2 separate regions of the Homo sapiens genome follow, and region 1 is linked to region 2. A link is an interaction called in ENCODE POLR2A ChIA-PET data of the cell type or tissue named here. Cell type or tissue: Panc1. All regions are shown on one strand. Links, peaks and the distances in the headings refer to the core of each region. The heading gives the core; the rest is flanking DNA. Region 1 overlaps LOC124904539 (a long non-coding RNA gene). Region 2 has its middle 140 kb from the start of RHOU.

Evidence for each region. ChIA-PET counts read pairs that join two places held together with the same protein. Peaks named below come from ENCODE experiments on the same cell type or tissue, not always from the same donor. Only the 100,000 strongest peaks of a DNase experiment are listed, where the experiment ranks them.
Region 1: POLR2A ChIA-PET joins it to region 2 with 9 read pairs; 3 of 35 experiments call an interaction of 5 or more read pairs at or near these places.

Annotation. Positions count from the first base shown.
Region 1 is chr1:228,934,487-228,939,860 of GRCh38, forward strand. The region is part of intron 2 of LOC124904539 (a long non-coding RNA gene); the gene reads right to left. Among named protein-coding and RNA genes, the nearest start is that of RHOU, 200 kb to the left of the region's middle. In Panc1, for the core only: no CTCF peak of the experiment used is centred there; no DNase peak of the experiment used is centred there.
Region 2 is chr1:228,868,787-228,874,160 of GRCh38, forward strand. No RefSeq gene overlaps it. Among named protein-coding and RNA genes, the nearest start is that of RHOU, 140 kb to the left of the region's middle. RefSeq lists an enhancer at 1-2. In Panc1, for the core only: no CTCF peak of the experiment used is centred there; no DNase peak of the experiment used is centred there; H3K27ac peaks cover 739 bases.

The sequences.
Region 1 (5,374 bases), core at 287-5,286, 66 kb after region 2:
CTGCAGACAGGATATTTATGAGTGGCGCCTTCACCACACTTTAAAGAAAATGGTCTAGTTGAAAAAATGATATAGACACATTCTCCCAAAGTTACTGACATTGACAGTCTTTCATGCCACTACTTGCTCTTCCTCCTCTGCTGGGTGTCCCCTCCACTTAGCCTGGCAGACTCCTCAGCCTTTAAGAACCATTGCAACCATAAAAATAATGAAATCATGTCCTTTGCAGCAACATGGATGCAGCTGCAGGCCATTATCCTACGCGAATTAACGTAGGAACAGAAAATCAAATACCGCCATTCTCACAAGTGGGAACTAAACATTGCGTACTCATGGATATAAAGATGGGAATAGACACTAGGGACTACTAGAGGGGGCAGAAAGGGAGGGAGGAGAGAAGGGTTGAACAAACTACTGGGTACTGTTTTCACTACCTGGCTGACAGGATCATTCGTATCCCAAACCTCAGCATCATGCAATATGCCCACCATGTAAACAAGCCTACACATGCACCACCCCCCCCCCGAATCTAAAGTAAAGTTGTAATTACAAAATAAATCAATAAATAAGTTAATAAATGAAAGGACCATCACATTGTTTTTCCTACAAGCAGCCTTCCCTGGTCCCCTCACAAGCACATCCTCTCCCTCAACGCTAGTCAAGGAACTCTTTCCACCAATGGGTTCCTGCAGCACTTTGTGAGGACTCAGTTAACACACTGTGGGGCTGCTTTTTCTGGCTTTCTTTCTGTGTCGCCACCAGCTTGAGGACAGAACACTGCTTTACTTCTGTCCCTGCCTCCCTGGGCAGGTTCTGGTGGTAAGGGCTGTTTTGTTTACTTTAAATCACCCCAGGCCTCTCTTGCCAAAGGTCAAGATTCAGTAGTCATATTCTATTAAAGTACAGACAGGACTTTGGACCAAAGGCAGAGATGTCACAGTGATCAGTGCCCACCAAGAGGACAACACTCCAGGCTCAGATGAGTCACAGCCAGCCACGCCTGAGGGCTGTGAGGAGGCAGACCTGGACCACCATGGACCAAAGGTCAGCCTAAAGCGAACTCACTTGCAAAGACAGGCAGATGACAAGGTCAAGCAAATGACCGGAAGTGGCTCTAGAGTAGTGGTCCCCAAGGGCCAAGCCATTTTACTATTGCCAAAATGCCCTTTATTTGAATAACTGCAGGTGACTGCAGTAGGGACAATTGTCTATTTTAATACCAGTCTTTGGAAAAATAGAAAACCGGCCACCCCGTGAAGTGTACAAGACTGAAAGCCCTGCTGCAGAGGAGGCACTTCTCATCGACTTACCGGCTGCCTCTTCCCACTGCAGTACTGATGAGGGAGGTAGCTAGCCAGGCATGAGCAGGGCAGGAGGGGCTCTCCCAACACACACACCAGGAATGTCAGACAACCATCAGGTGATGATCAGGTTGTTGTTAACTGTCTCTCTAAAATAATAATTGGGCACAGCCAGCACCAGGGAAAGGCAGTCTCCCAATAAACAGAAAACACCTGAAGCTGGTGATCAGCTGCTTCCCGATAAGGTTGCAGGGGATTGGGTGAGTGGGCTCAAGCATGCGCACTAAGAGGCAAAATGGAGGCGTTTAGCTGGCATATGACCTTCCTCTAGGAATGCCAGATTGGTAAGGGAAGAACGCCTCAAGTGAGCATGTGTACAACTCCAGTAAACACACTGTGCATGCCCCGCTCTCAAGCACCGTTACTGCGCATGGGAACAGCCCACCCGAACAGCCCACCCCAAGGGAAGAATCAGAGGAGAAGTAATGCAAGACCCTGGAAGCGTGCCAACATATAAACCCCAAATCAAAGGTCAAACCCTGCACTCGACCTCACAAGTTGCCTGCTTGGCTGTCTTCCAAGTGTACTTTACTTCCTTTCACTTCTGTTCTAAAACTTGCCTTGGTCTTTTCTTCTGCCTTATGCCCCTCAGTCGAATTTTTTCTTCTGAGGAGGCAAGAATGGAGGTTGCTGCAGACCTGCGCAAGTTGCCTCTACTAATGACATGTCACCAGAGCGTGTGAGCAGGGTGCTGGGCTGGGCTCTGGCCACCCCAAGTGCTCTAGGACAGCCCCTGCCTGCAAGGACTTACAGCTAAATTGGGACATGGGAACAGATGTAGACCTGTGGGCCCAATATAGGGTGCTGGGTGCCCCTCTGAAAGTGCGGCCCCAACAACACATCCTCGGGTCAAGGCACACAAGGCCTCTGGGTCCCCACTTCCACTCCACCAGGCAGATTCTACTTTTTTTTTTTTTTTAATGTACTGGGGCTCTGCTCATGGTTTATTTTAAAGAAAAGTTTCTGCTGCTTTAAAAAAAAAAATTGAAAACCCTGAAAACTGTCCCTCTGGCCTGAGCTCATTTCCTGGGTGAGGAAACAGAGGCCCCGAGAAGCCTGAGGACTGTCCAGCATCCCATGGCTGGGTGGCTGGTAGATGGCCAGCCCGGGCAGAGCCTGGTCTCTCGGTGATTTTCACTGTCTCTCTCCATTTGTGTCATATCTGTGTCCTCTCCATTTGCAGCAGGGACTTACACCTCCTTTTCACCTGCACCAATGCCAGGATGGAGATTTGCTTATGCCCCTTGGCCCTGCAGGCAGCCCAGCGACTCACAAAGTCTCAGGACCCTACTGCAGGGGTCCCCAACCCCCAGGGCCACAGACCTGTGCCAGTCCCCAACCACCCTGGGCATGCCCTGCAGAGGTACCAAGCCCGGGGCTGGAAGGGCGGGGATGAAGATTATGGATGCCATCTGAATCTTTTCAAATTCAACACATTTTTTTGGACACCAAAGCACTTTTTGTACATTTAAAAAAAATTACTCTAAACACTAAACCTGGAAGTTGTTTTCTGAAGAAGGTGAGGGGAGAGCACCTCCCCCAGGCAACCTAGATCCCTCGCATGCACAGTTCCCAACACGGAGTCTTGTGGAAGGGAGCGCTCAGTAAGATGTCATTTAGCTTAAAGACTGTGGATGCCTGAGCATGCCGCGTTTCCCGCAGCCGTGCTTCTTGCTTGGTGCTCAGTCTTGGCAAAGTCATCTCCGGCCCTACGTTCTCAGGTGTGAACGGTGGAGTCAGGGGTGCTGAGGGTCATGCTCACTCACCAACTACCCTGCACCAGCACCCTCCCCCCTGCACTGGTTTTCTGTGCTCTCGTTTGGTGTCCCCAAAATCTTGAGGCCTGTAGGATTATCACCACTACACAGAAGAGGAAACCGAGGGTTAGAGAGGTGGTCTGAATGTCTAAGAAGGGAGATCCAGGATTGGAACCCAGATTTGTACAACTCCAAAGCTCTCTTGTGACCTGTGCCGCCTCCCAAGGGGTGAGCAATCGTGCCTCCCTTTCCTCTGCTCAGCCACCCTGCAGCTCACACAGCTGCAGTAATGACTGCTCTCGAGAGAGCTGCCCCACCCAGAGGGGTTTAAGGCAGAGAAGAGCGGCCTGCAGCCTAGTTTCTCTCAGTGTGCCTTACAGCCAAAGCCAAAGACTGAGGCCGACTCCCAGGACAGGGCCGCTACCCTGGCCTCAACACCACAAATGACTGGACGCAGCTGCTGGCAGAAAAAGCCGCACTCCAGGCATTTAGTACCTAACCGAAGAAATCCAAAGATTCTTATCTGTGCCTTGCTTCTCAACTGCAGAGGTTCTTCCCTTTTGTCCTAACACACTGGGAGGGAACTCTGCACTGATGACAAGTAACCATGAACGTGATTCCTTTCCCTCCTGCGGTGGTCATCTTCAGCAACTCTAGCCGTGAAGCCAGCCTGCCTGTCTCTTTCTTTGCTTGTGTTGGGTCATATTACTGAAGAAAGAATAATAGCAACACTGTTACCCGCCTGTGTACCAGTCTTTGTTCACGGGAGGTTTTAGGATCTCTATGACACACGCAGGCAGAGCATGCCACCGTCACTTAGGAGGGGAAGCCAGAGGTCTTGGAAGTCACACACTAGCAGGGAAGAGACCTAGGTTTTCCCATGGCTCACTGCAGCCTCCCTGAACTCTTTTTCCACAGATGCTAGGCTGACACTCCCTTGTCCCCCTCTAGAGCTCTGTGAACAGGAAGAGGTTGTCTTCTAGCTGTGTAGAGGCTGGGGGAACAGCCCACAGTGCAAGCCACGACTACCTGCTCTGAAGTGGAGGGGCTGTGGAGCAGACAGCAGACTTCTCCCAGCTGAGCAGAGCTGGGCAAAACAGATCGATCTAAACCGCCCTTAGCGGATGTTCTCATTTCCCTGCTGCCCTAAAAGTGGTGTCCGCCTGAGGTGAACACTATAAATAACTGTTCACAGGCGGGTTGTTAAGGACTCTATGGCCTGTGTTGGCAGAGACAGATTCCGGGAAGTCAGTGACTTGGTCACTTCCTACTTAAAACGCAGGGCACCAAGGAGCCTATTTTGGGCTAAATGCAAAAGCCTGGGAATCAAAGAAGAAACGTTAGAGGAGAGACCGACCTCTTGCTTTTAGCCACAGTTTGGAAAAGTTTTTTGTTGTTCTCAATAGTTCGATGGAAAGTGGTAAAAATGCTTTAATTAATTATTAACCTTGGTATTTTTCTTCATAGTTCTCAACATGCTTCACACACCTTTCCTTCTTTGAGCCTCAAAGCAACACTGTGAGTAATCTTATTGTTGTGAACCCATTTTACAGGTGAGAAGACAGAGGCAATAAACATAAGGGCTGGGCCTCACACCTGGATCTGCTGCTCCCTAGCCCCTAGTTATTCCTTCGCCTCACACCCAAGGCCATGATCTCACTAAAAAGAAACACCTTTAAGAGCAGGCACCCCTGCCTGATTCAGTCAGCAGTAAGCCATCAGCAGATCTTGCCCAGTTATAGCCTGGTCCACCTGTTTGTAATAAGCATAGTGAGAAGGACAGAATCACAGCTAGGTGGTTGGCAGGTTGAGTTGAGACTGACCACAGGGTGTGTTTGGTTTCTGGATGGGGCTGGGGTCCTTCTGAGCGTGAGACAATAGATGACACTCAGCCACAGGAGGCTGGGCCCAGCAGGGCCTCCGGCCTCAAAGCAGCGGGGTAGCAGCTCTGAAGTCAGAAGTTGAGGCTGCAGTCTTGAGGCAGAATTTCTTCTGTGGGACACCTCAGTTTTTGCTCTTAGGGGGATCAACGGAATGAGGCCCATCCACATGATCAGGGGCAATCTCTTGAAAATCAGCTTATTGTACATGTGACCCACACCACAAATACCTCCACAGCAACGTCCACATTAGTGTTTATTAAATAACCGGGTCCTATAGCCTAGCCAAGCTGATGCATGAAACTCACCATCACATCCTGTATCCATCTACAGCTTTCTAGGGCACTGTGGTAGCCCAGGTGAGGCGTTGTGCTCT
Region 2 (5,374 bases), core at 296-5,295:
CTTGAGGCTGGGAGACTGGCTGGGGCAGGGGACACTGAGGTCTCATTCTGATTCCCCTGGGACCTGAGTGAGCTCCCCTGAGCCTGCTGGTGAATTCCCATTCTGGCTGTTCATGTCTCGAGGTGCATGGGGTGGGGAGACGCCTCTTTTCAGAAGTGCATGTTGCCCAGCCACAGGAGCTACGTCTTTTTGTTTATGTGTTTGTTTTTGAGGCAGGGTCTCACTCTGTCTCCCAGACTGGAATGCAGTGGCACAATTACGTCTCACTGGAGCCTCAACTTCCAGAGCTCAAGCCATCCCCCCACCTCATCCTCTCAAGTAGCTGGGACTATAGGCGCAAACCACCATGCCCAGCTAATTTTTAAATTTTTTTTAGAGAGGAGGACTCACTTTGTTGCTCAGGCTGGTCTAGAACTCCTGGGCTCAAGTGATCCTCCTACCTCGGCCTCCTGAAGTAATGGGACTACAGGTGTGAGCCACTTCGCCCAGCCAGGAACTATGACCTAAGCTTCCCCTTGTTAACCTGTGCCAGGCACACAGTGACTGCTCAGTGAATAGTTAGCATCTCGCTGGCTTGCCTAACACCCTCAGAGGCCTCAGACCCCTCAGTCATGAACCCCTGCTGCCGTCCTGCATGGATGCTGCCCTTGTTGTGGGGCCAGGATGTCTCCATTCTTGTCCACGGAGCTCCACCATTTAGGAAACAAGTCTCTTTCTGGGGTTTTAGAACTCCGTCTATATTCAATAAAATTCACATGATCATTCAGCTAGGACTGCCCCCCCGGGCCTGCCTCCTTGCTGAGTTCTGGGCCCCATTTCTCCCAGTGGGAGCAGGGCTCGGTCAGCATCAGCAGCAGTTCCTGAGTGAGGGAATCACAAGCGTTGCTGCTCTGTGGGGTGTAGCCTCACCCCATGGGTCTGGAGCAGGCCACCAGTGCCAGTCCCAGGTTTCTGTGCCCAGGAAGACACTTTCTACAACATCAGCTCTGTGGGTGAATTTGGAGGAGAAAAGCATGTTTTTAAAATTTCTGCCAAAGCAGATAGACATTTTATAGATTAGAAGTACAATTTGCATGATTTTTTAAAGATAGGAATTTAGACGTGAAGGAAATGTGCTTTTGAATGGGGCCAGTCTCCTTGGTGTAACACTATCGCTCTTCTGAGCCTGTAGGGTCATTTCTGTGGAAAAATTTGAAAGTCAATGACGAAGAGTAAGCAAAGCAATGGAGCTGCAAGCAGTGACCATCTTACTATCTTGATATTGAGACTTTATGTAAATATCAGCTGCAGATTTTATGGAAGAGAAAGAAGTCGACAGGGAGCAAAAGTTGTGTGTGAGGGATAGTGGTCCTGGAGCTACTGTGTGGGAAGACAATGGATCTGTCCTGGACAATTGCTGTCACTAGCCTGCAGCCATCAACATCAAGAAGTCAACACTTGTTCACAGCCTCAGTATTCGTAAGGGTCTGTGTTGCCAAAGGAGGTCACAATGATCCCTCTATCCCAACTGCCCTTTTGGTGGCATCACTTTGCCAGTTGGTCTGTGACTTGCTTTGGCCAATAAGTTACAGCAGAAATTCTCCCTTAAGTTATAGCTTCTATTCTCTCTCTGTCTTGGGAGCCAGCTGCCTTGTTTAGAAGCTCAGACCAAGCTGCTTGTTGGTGAGGTCGCTCAGACAAAGGTCAGAGTGCAGGAGGCTTAAGGCACTGGGCGAGAGCCAGCATCACGCCTAGACGACCGCCTGTGGCCAGCTCAGGGCCAGCTCAGTCACCCAATGATCCCTGTGGAGCAGAGATGGATCATTCTGCAGAGCTTTGCCCAAATTCCTGAGCCTCAGAATCAACAGAAAGAACACAGTGGTGTTTTAAACCACTACGCTTTGGGATGGTTTGTTACGCAGCAATAGACAGCTGGCACAGGCCATTGGCACAACCACTTTGTTGTGTATTGTATAGGCACAGTGGTACATTTAAAAATGCTTATTATCTTCCTTAAGGTAATAGGTGAAGAGTCTTTAATGAGAATAATCCAGTAAATAAGTTGATTAAAAATAATAATGTCAAAGCTGGGTGTGGTGGTTCATGCCTGTAATTCCAGCACTTTGGGAGGCCTAGGAAAGAGGTTTTCTTGAGCCCAGGAGTTTGAAACCAGTCTGGGCAACTGAAACCCCATCTCTACAAAAATAAAATAAAATAAAATAAAAGATTAGCTGGTCATCGTGGCATGCACATGTAGTCCCAGCTACATGGGAGGCTGAGGTGGGAGGATTTCTTGAACCCAGGAGTTTGAGGTTGCAAGTGAGCTATGATCCTGTCACTGCATTCCAGTCTGGGTGACAGAGCAAGACTTTGTCTCTAAAATAATAATAATAATAATAATGCCACTATTAGCCAGAATATTAGCCTTATTATTAGCCTTATTGGTCAATTAAGGCTACTTTGAAGATAATTCCGCTTAATAAAATATACCATACAATAACCATAAGACAAGAGCAGATGGGTGAGTCTTGAAGCCTGGGTGCTTTAGGAGCAACTGGAGGAAAATGCTGCATGAGAAGACACTGCAGGAGAAACTCTGACAGTTCTTGCGTCCTGGGATAAAGGAGGGAGGCTTTTGTCAGAGCTGACCGCACATGGGATACATTTGAACATTTTCTCTTTCCCTTTCAGTGAAGCAGAGCCTGCAGCCCCTGGCCAGTGCATGTGGATCTTTTCTGCTTAATGTTTTGTTTACTTCACTGCTGGTTTTCCTGGGAACACTAGTGTGTGTTTTAAATTACCTCTCTTTCCCCTTTAGACCGGAATTAGCCTCTTTTCCCTCCAAGGCAAGATTCTGTGTGCCAGTGTTTCAGGGAAAAACTCTCAAACTGTTTTTCCTCTGCTCTCACACCACAACCATCAACACAGAAGTCTTCTGTGCCCAAATGCAGGGGGCTTGTTTTCCACCAACAAGCAGTGGACGGACAGCAGCTGGGTGTCCTCCAATTCAATTCTGACACTATCTGGAGATAGCATCAAGTCCCCCAGGTTGAGGGCTGAGTCCCCAAGACTGCCCCTGACACTGCCAGACACCAGTCATGAGCCTCTGGAACATCTGACAGAGCAGCTTCAACTTGGGGCTCCCACAGCCGCCTCTTTCGGTTCAATTAATTTGCTGGAGCAGCTCACAGGACTCAGGGAAAACGCTGACAGGTTTATTATAAAGGATATTACGTAGGACACAGATGAAGAGATGCATAGGCTAAGATATGGGGGAAGGGACACACAGCTTCCATGCCCTCTCTGGGAACCTCCATTTGTTCAGCTATCAGGAAGCTCTCTGAACCCCGTCCTCTTAGATTTTTAAGGAGGCTTCATTACACAGGCATGATTAAACCATGTAGAAATGTGACTGGACCAAAAGCACATGATCGAAATCCAGCAAAGCCTGTCTGCTCAGACTTTTCTTATCTCTCTGTGCAGGATTCCTTCCTTCCTCTAGGGCATGGGGCAGGACCCTCTCTGGAATAAGGGTTTTTGACCCACCGTCAGATTCGAGTCTTGCCTTGGGCAGGTGAAAGACAGGAGGAGGTCAGAGAGAGAGATTCTGTTTCATGAGGCCTGCGCCTGAGGGCTAAAGCACCCCAACACTGTAACGAAAGACCGTGACAAAGGCTATGGGGTTATGGCCAGGAACTGTTGATAAGAGATATATATATATAAAATCATAATCATAATATCACACCCGGGGTGCGTCTCATGTTCCCATTTAGCAGCTTCTTTTTCCTTTCTTTTTTTTCCCCGTTTCTTTTCTTTTCTTCTTTTCTTTCTTTCTTTCTCTCCCTTTCTTTCTTTTTTTGTTTTTTTTTTGAAACAGGGTCTTACTCTGTTGCCCAGGCTGGATTGCAGTGGCACAATCTCAGCTCACTGCAAACTCCACCTCCCAGGTTCAAGCAATTCTCAGGCCTCAGCTACCTGAGTAGCTGGGATTACAGACATGAGCCACCACGCCCAGCAGCGGCTTCTTTCTTGATGAACTGTTTCTACTATTTTTCTTTTCTTGTTTTTTTTTTTTTTTTGAAGCGGAGTCTCACTCTGTCGCCCAGGCTGGAGTACAGTGGCATGTAGGCTCACTGAAGCCTCTGCCTCCAGGGTTCAAGCAATTCTCCTGCCTCAGTCTCCCGAGTAGCTGGGATTATAGGCAGGCACCATCAAACTCAGCTCCAATTTTTTGTATTTTTAATAGAGACGGGGTTTCACCATGTTGGCCAGGTTGGTTTCGAACTACTGACCTCAAGTGATCCACCCACCATGGCCTCCCAAATTTCTGGGATTACAGGTGTGAACTACCACAGCTGGCCTGTTTCTACAATATTTCTTTTTCTTTTTGTATATAACTCACTATTATTTTTAAAATGGTATCAATATAAGTAACCCTTGGGAAAGGAGCGGGGTACGATTCCTCCTCTAACTGAGCAGCAGTCGTTGGAAGAGTTTATGCTCACACCTCCTCTTGTCTTGCTCGGCTGTCTGCTCTGCAGAACAATGCAGACTCTGACTGGACTCTTAGAAACAGCAAGTTTAGTCTGCCTGCTCATGTCCCACCTTGCAGAGCTCCAGCTGCCGGGGTGTCCTGGCTGTGTTCCTCCTATTTAACCAAGCTTAGCCCGACAGTGGCATCCCAGCGAGGCAGGGTGGCTGTTCCTTCGCTCCTCCTGCTCCTAGTGACATTATGGCTCAAATGAATCTTTAATTTGCTTTTCATTCTCCATTCCCCTCCATCTTTCTCTCCTGCTCTTTCCTCTGACCTCCCCAGATAGCCATTTTTTCCTAATTCTTCACACTTATTTTAACCCATAGGTATTTGTAGAGCACCTGCAATGGGTGAGGTGCTATGTTTGGCCTTGGGGACACAGAGGTGACCTAGATCTGCTCCCAGCCCCAGGGAATGTGCCATCTAGTGAGGACAAATAAACCAACAGAAAAGAAATATTCAAATGAATAAAATAATTGCAAATGGTGGTAAGTGTCATGAAGGAAATAAACGAGGAGCAAGCTGTGTCATTTTAACCGAGGCCTGAGGTAGCTAATGAATTAGTCACTGAAGGAGGGCTGGGATGGGTCAGAGGAAGCCACGGGGCACAGTCTGGACATTTTCAGCTTTCATCCTTTGTCTGTGCACATTGCTGACTGTCTTCTGCTCCCTAATTCAGGCTTGGCCAGACTTGTCCATATCCTAAATCTTAGACCCTCATGGCAAACTGGTGGGCCACAAGGCTGGCCTCTAAAATCTAATCACTTGAAGCTGGTCCCAGGAGACTCCCATGGAGAATAAGGTTGATTAAAATTTATTTGCTTGAAATATTTTTTTATTGCTATACTTTTTTTAACAAAA